Linked DNA regions of Homo sapiens: region 2 is linked to region 1. The links are chromatin loops, found by intact Hi-C in ENCODE. Cell type or tissue: pancreas. All regions are shown on one strand. Links, peaks and the distances in the headings refer to the core of each region. The heading gives the core; the rest is flanking DNA. Region 1 overlaps DDX54 (DEAD-box helicase 54). Region 2 overlaps RASAL1 (RAS protein activator like 1).

Region 1 (2,897 bases), core at 187-2,686:
TCCCATCTGCAGAGTCGGGGCATGGTTCTTGTCCACCATCCCTCGTTTAAAACTCTGGGGCCAGATCTTTAGCCTGAGGAGCTGTGCACGACATGACACCCTCAGTGGGGTCCGGGGCATCACCAGCCACCAAACACATCAGGGCTTCTGCAGTGAGACGTGTAGGTCTCCACTCAGAGGGAGGACCATGAAGTGTCCCATTCACCTGGTGGGTGGGTCCTGGGCCTGTGCGTCCCCCAGGATGTCCCTCTCTCATGTTTTGTTTGGACAGAGGGTTCAGTAGCCAAGAAGACCAGTTGGAGACCCCTGGCCTAGTCCATGTTGTTCAGAGCAGGCCAGGCGCAGAGAGGGGCAGGGCCGGCTGTCACATAGCCTGGGGTGCGGAGCTGGAATGGGGAGTTGGGTCTCCCTCGGCCGGCACTCTCCTCCTCACCCAGCTGTCCTGCCTCTGCTGGTCCCTGAGGCAGGGGTTGCACTGTGTGTGCAGATGAGGAAACTGAGGGTCCCACAGGAGACACTGTCACCCAGCTAAGAAATGGCAAAATGAAGCTTTGAAAGTCCCCGAGAAGCCACTGGCCCCTCACTGTGGCCAGGCTGGTGGGTAGGGAGGCAGGGGGAAGTCCCCAGGGGGCAGCAGGCATGACACTGGGCCTTGGTCTGTGCTCTGCCAGGACATTTTCTCAGAGGTCGTGGGCCGGAAGCGGCAGCGGTCAGGACCCAACAGGGGAGCCAAGAGGCGGAGGGAGGAGGCCCGGCAGCGGGACCAGGAATTCTACATCCCCTACCGGCCCAAGGACTTTGACAGCGAGCGGGGGTGAGTGGCTGGCTGGGTCCTGGGTGGGGCAGTTGGGTCCGCTGGGTCCCATCAATCCAATTATGTCTCCCACTCTCCCTCTGCAGCCTGAGCATCAGCGGGGAAGGGGGAGCCTTTGAGCAGCAGGCAGCTGGCGCTGTCCTGGACTTGATGGGGGATGAAGCCCAGAACCTGACGAGGGGCCGGCAGCAGCTCAAGTGGTGAGTGATCGAGTGAGCCGCCCCTCCATGCTCGGGGTGAGTGACCGAGTGAGCTGCTCCTCCGTGCCTGGGGTGAGTGATCGAGTGAGCCGCCCCTCCCTCCATGCCCGGGGTGAGTGAGTGAGTGAGCCGCCCCTCCATGCCCGGGGTGAGTGATCGAGTGAGCTGCCCCTCCAGGCCCAGGGTGAGTGAGAGAGTGAGCTGCCCCTCCATGCCTGGGGTGAGTGAGCGAGTGAGCCTCCCCTACCTCCATTCCCTGAAGTGAGTGAGCGAGTGAGCCGCCCCTCCATTCCCTGGGGTGAGTGAGCGAGTGAGCCACCCCTCCAGGCCCAGGGTGAGTGATCGAGTGAGCTGCCCTCCATGCCAGCAGGCAGGGTGAGCTCCCTGAAGTCCTCACTCCCATCTGATCCTGCACAGCCCAGATTATGGCCTGGCTGTCCCCCATGTGACCACTCACAGCAGGTGTGATGGCCCCTGGCTGTGCTGTCCCCTTGATTTGATCACACACCACAGAGATCTTGACCCCGTCTATTCTTTTTGCTGGCAAGTCTTTCTAGACAGGGCTCAGGACCCATTCGTTCAGGACTCTAGCGTCTGGAGAGTGTATGTGACTCAACCCAGGGTCACAGCTGGGTAGGGGGAGGGGATTGGAAACCCTCCAGGAGGCCCTTGTCCCTGAGCCAGGCCCCAGTGCTGGCGGCAGTCCTCTGACCTCCGCACTCCCTTTTGAGACCTGGACTGCAGGGAGAGGTGAGGAGGGATAGGGAAGAAGCCTTTATTGAGCGCCAACTGCATGCCAGACATGGCTGCACTGCTTTCCTTTAATGCTCCAACAACCTGACAAGAGGGTCGGGTGAGGAGACAGGCCCCAAGCGGCAGCCGGCACTCCAAGGGTTTCCCTCCACGGCAGCCGTCCCAACTCCCTCTCCTGCAGGGACCGTAAGAAGAAGCGGTTTGTGGGACAGTCAGGACAGGAAGACAAGAAGAAGATTAAGACAGAGAGCGGCCGCTACATCAGCAGCTCCTACAAGCGAGACCTGTATCCTGAGGGGCGTGGCTGGGGAGGGGCGGGGCCGAGGAGCTTCAGCAGGAGCAGCTTCAATTAAGTGGAACCTGGGGGCGGGGGCGGGGGCGGGGAGGAGGGGGCGGGGCTGAGCGGCTTAAGCAGCCGCATCTCCAATAGATGGGACCTGGTGCTGGGGGCGGGGCCGAGCAGCTTCAGCAGCAGCATCTCGAACTAGTGGGACCTGTGCTGGGGGCGGGGCCCAGCAGCTTCAGCAGCAGCATCTCCAGTAAGTGGGGCCTGTGCTGGGGGCGGGCCCAGCAGCTTCAGCAGCGGCATCTCCAATAAGTGGGACCTGGTGCTGGGGGCGGGGCCGAGCAGCTTCAGCAACAGCATCTCCAATAAGTGGGACCTGTGTGCTGGGGGCGGGGCCGAGCAGCTTCAGCTGCGGCTGGGATAACGGAACTCTGTCTGCTGGGGCAGTGTGGGGAGGAGCCTTCTCCCATCCCAGGGGCTTCACGCAGCTTCCTTAACGAGGTTTCCCAGCTATCAGAAGTGGAAACAGAAACAGAAAATTGATGATCGTGACTCGGACGAAGAAGGGGCATCTGACCGGCGAGGCCCAGAGCGAAGAGGTGGGAAGCGAGACCGTGGCCAAGGTGAGAGCCAGGGTGGGGAGTGTGGGTGCACAGGTAGGCAGAGCAGTTGTGGTCAGATTAGGGTAACGCTGAGGCACAGGTGCAGGGGCTACTGCAGAGCCCCAGAGCTGGGTGTGTTGGGGTATGCTGCCAAAACCCTGGGTCCCTCCATGATCCCCCCCACCCAACCCCCACACCCACAGTTTCCCCCTTCCTACTGTCCCGGCCTCTGATGGTCACGA
Region 2 (2,897 bases), core at 269-2,768, 63 kb after region 1:
GGGTTCAAATCGTGACCTGGCCACTTACTAGCTGTGTGATCTCTTTTTAAAAAAATTTATTTATTTATTTACTTAGACAGAGTCTGGCTCTGTTGCCCAGGCTGGAGTGCAGTGGCATGATCTTGGCTCACTGCAACCTCTGCCTCCTGGGTTCAAGCGATTCTCTTGCTTCAGCCTCCCACATAGCCAGGATTACAGGCACTTGCCACCACGCCTGACTAGTTTTTGTATTTTTAGTAGAGACGGGGTTTCACCATGTTGGCCAGGCTAGTCTCCAGTTCCTGACTTCAAGTGATCCACCTGTCTCGCCTTGCCCTCTCAAAGTGCAGGGATTACAGGCATGAGCCACTGCACCCAACCAGTGCATCTGGAAAAGGGGGATAATAATGGTGGCGACCTCGTGGGTTGTCCTGAGGATCAAATGAGCTAATACAGGTAGAGCACTTTGTAGGTGCCTGGCCAGATAGTTAGCTTTCAATAAGTGATAATGATGCTGCTGCTGATGCTGTGTGACCTTAAGCAAGTTACCTAACCTCTCTGTGTCTCAGTGATCATCTGTATAATGGAGCTAATAGTAAATACCTACCTCATATGAGTTTGTCATGATAATTAAATGAGTTAATACATGTAAAAGGTTTAGAATAGTATCTGGCACTCTAGAAATGTTTGCTGTGTAGATGATGATGATGATGATGGTAGATGGTGATGGTGATGGTTCAGGAAAACTAATTTCTCAGAGAATTTCTGGGGTAGGAAGCAGGAATGGGAATCAGGGACCAGACTTGTCTTTCTCCCTCTTACCTTCCAGGCTGAAATTACTGGAGGATTCTAACATGGATACAACTCTGGAGGCAGACACAGGTAAGGGCTCCTGTACCTCAGAAGGTAAAGGCTGGGTGCAGTGGCTCACACCTGTAATCCCAGCACTTTGGGAGGCCGAGGTGGGTGGATCACTTGAGGTCAGGAGTTCGAGATCAGCTTGGCCAACATGGTGAAACCCTGTCTCTACTAAAAATTTAAAAATTAGCCGGGCGTGGTGGTGCACACCTGTGATCCCAGCTACTGGGGAGGCTGAGGCATGAGAATTGCTTGAGCCCAGGAGGTGGAGGTTGCAATGAGCTGAGATCATGCTACTGCACTGCACCCTGGGCAACACAGCAAGACTCTGCCTCCACCCCCAAAAAAAGAAGCTAAGGGGTTAAGGAGGTCCCTTTTTCTTCGCAGGCACTTCCCCACTGTCTCCTGTGTCCTCCTGTTTCCAGTCCATTATCAGGCCACAGGGCTGTGTGTGGGGATTCTCAAGGATTTTAGGGTTCTCAGGGCACAAGGCACATCTTCAGCATGAGAAACCATTGGGTCCGGGTTACAGCAGCCTGCCCTGGACTGGCTGAGCCCCTGTGGCCTCTTGTCTCCCTCCTAGGGGCCTGTCCTGAGGTCCTGGCCCGGCAAAGAGCAGCAACTGCCCGCCTGCTGGAGGTGCTCGCAGACCTGGATCGTGCCCACGAGGAGTTCCAGCAGCAGGAGCGAGGGAAGGCGGCCCTGGGCCCCCTTGGCCCCTAAGGAAATGCCAGAGCTAGCCCGGAAGGAGGAGCAAGAGCCAGGGGGCCCTCTTCAGCGCATCCTGCCCCGGGAGTCTCCTGTCTCCTTGGACCTCTTTGATTCTGTGGTTTGGAGGCTCCCAGAGACGTGCCTAGTCCTGTGTGCCTTGAGTCCAGAACTCAGGGCATGGAAGCCCTTTGGCAGGGGCCAGCCTTGCACTGAGTGAAACTTGCCCTCTGGCTTGATTCAGACTGGAGTGGATAGGATAAGGAACCTGACTTATTTGACTGAGACTGGGGTCTCTACTTCACCAAACTGGCCTCTATCCATACCAAGGAGGCCAGCCTGGCCCTGAGCTGCTGGATACAGCTGGACCTGAATTCCTGATGCCCATGTGATGTTGTTGCCCCAGATGGGCACTAAATGGCCTCACTCCTTCCTGTTTTCATGTCTGCTAATCCCTATAACCTCACTGATTCTTCTGTACCCTGCCCTTGGCCTAGGACTCCAACCACAAGCTTCCAGAATCAGGTGCCCTCAGGAAGAACCAAGGCTGGGTGGGGGTCCAGTGTGCCAAACTCAGACCCTTGGAGCCTGGGAGACCTTGGGCCAGGCTGTTTATCTCTCTCTGGGTCTCAGATTACCCTGTATAAAAAGAGGAGGGAAAGTCTAGATGTGTGGTTTTCAAACTGGATTCCAATGAGGTAGTTCAAGAACAAGGGAGGAGTTTCTCTGACTGTGGGCCAAAGACCACCCGCTAGAATGTCTGCTAGAAATGCAGATTTCTGAGGCCCAGCCAGCTACTGACTCAGAATCTGAGGGTATATGAAGGCAAGAATCAGGGTTATTTAACAGATTCCGTAGGTCATTTGGATGAGTATCAGCTTTGAGGACCACAGGCCTGGGGAATGGGCAATTTTATTTTATTTTGTTTTTAGAGTTGGGGGTCTCACTCTGTTGCCCAGGCTGCAGTACAGTGGCATGATCATAGGTCAGTGCACCCTCAAACTTCTGGACTTCAGTGATCCTCCCACGTTAGCCTCCAGAGCAGCTGCGACTACAGGTGCAAGCCATCACGCCTGGCTAATTTTTAAATTTTTGTAGAGATGGGGGGTCTCACTATGTTGCCCAGGCTGGTCTCAAGCTCCTGGCGTCAAATGAGCCTCCCGCTTCGGCCTCCTTAGTTGCTGGGATTACAGGTGTGAGTCAGTGCCTGGCTTGCAATTTTATATGCCAGAGTTTGGGTTGAGGTTTTGTCTGAGAATGAACCACGGAGTACAAATGTTTGGGAACATGTGACTGGCAGAACTGGAAGGGCCTCCAAGGACTCGTTTCCGGTGTTGTGTCACTAGGGGGTG

Evidence for each region. Peaks named below come from ENCODE experiments on the same cell type or tissue, not always from the same donor. Only the 100,000 strongest peaks of a DNase experiment are listed, where the experiment ranks them.
Region 2: a loop joins it to region 1, with 2.0 times the contacts of the local background. A loop is called at or near these places in 22 of 110 quality-filtered maps.

The regions. Positions count from the first base shown.
Region 1 is chr12:113,161,049-113,163,945 of GRCh38, reverse strand. It overlaps DDX54 (DEAD-box helicase 54), which reads left to right. Exons shown (of 20, transcript NM_024072.4): 16 at 672-814; 17 at 901-1,014; 18 at 1,949-2,053; 19 at 2,564-2,676. Among named protein-coding and RNA genes, the nearest start is that of MIR7106, 3.3 kb to the right of the region's middle. In pancreas, for the core only: no CTCF peak of the experiment used is centred there; a DNase peak (open chromatin) is centred at 1,672.
Region 2 is chr12:113,098,592-113,101,488 of GRCh38, reverse strand. RASAL1 (RAS protein activator like 1) reads left to right here. Exons shown (of 21, transcript NM_001301202.2): 20 at 809-861; 21 at 1,421-2,211. The coding sequence ends at 1,560. Among named protein-coding and RNA genes, the nearest start is that of RASAL1, 36 kb to the left of the region's middle. In pancreas, for the core only: no CTCF peak of the experiment used is centred there; a DNase peak (open chromatin) is centred at 1,518; H3K27ac peaks cover 497 bases.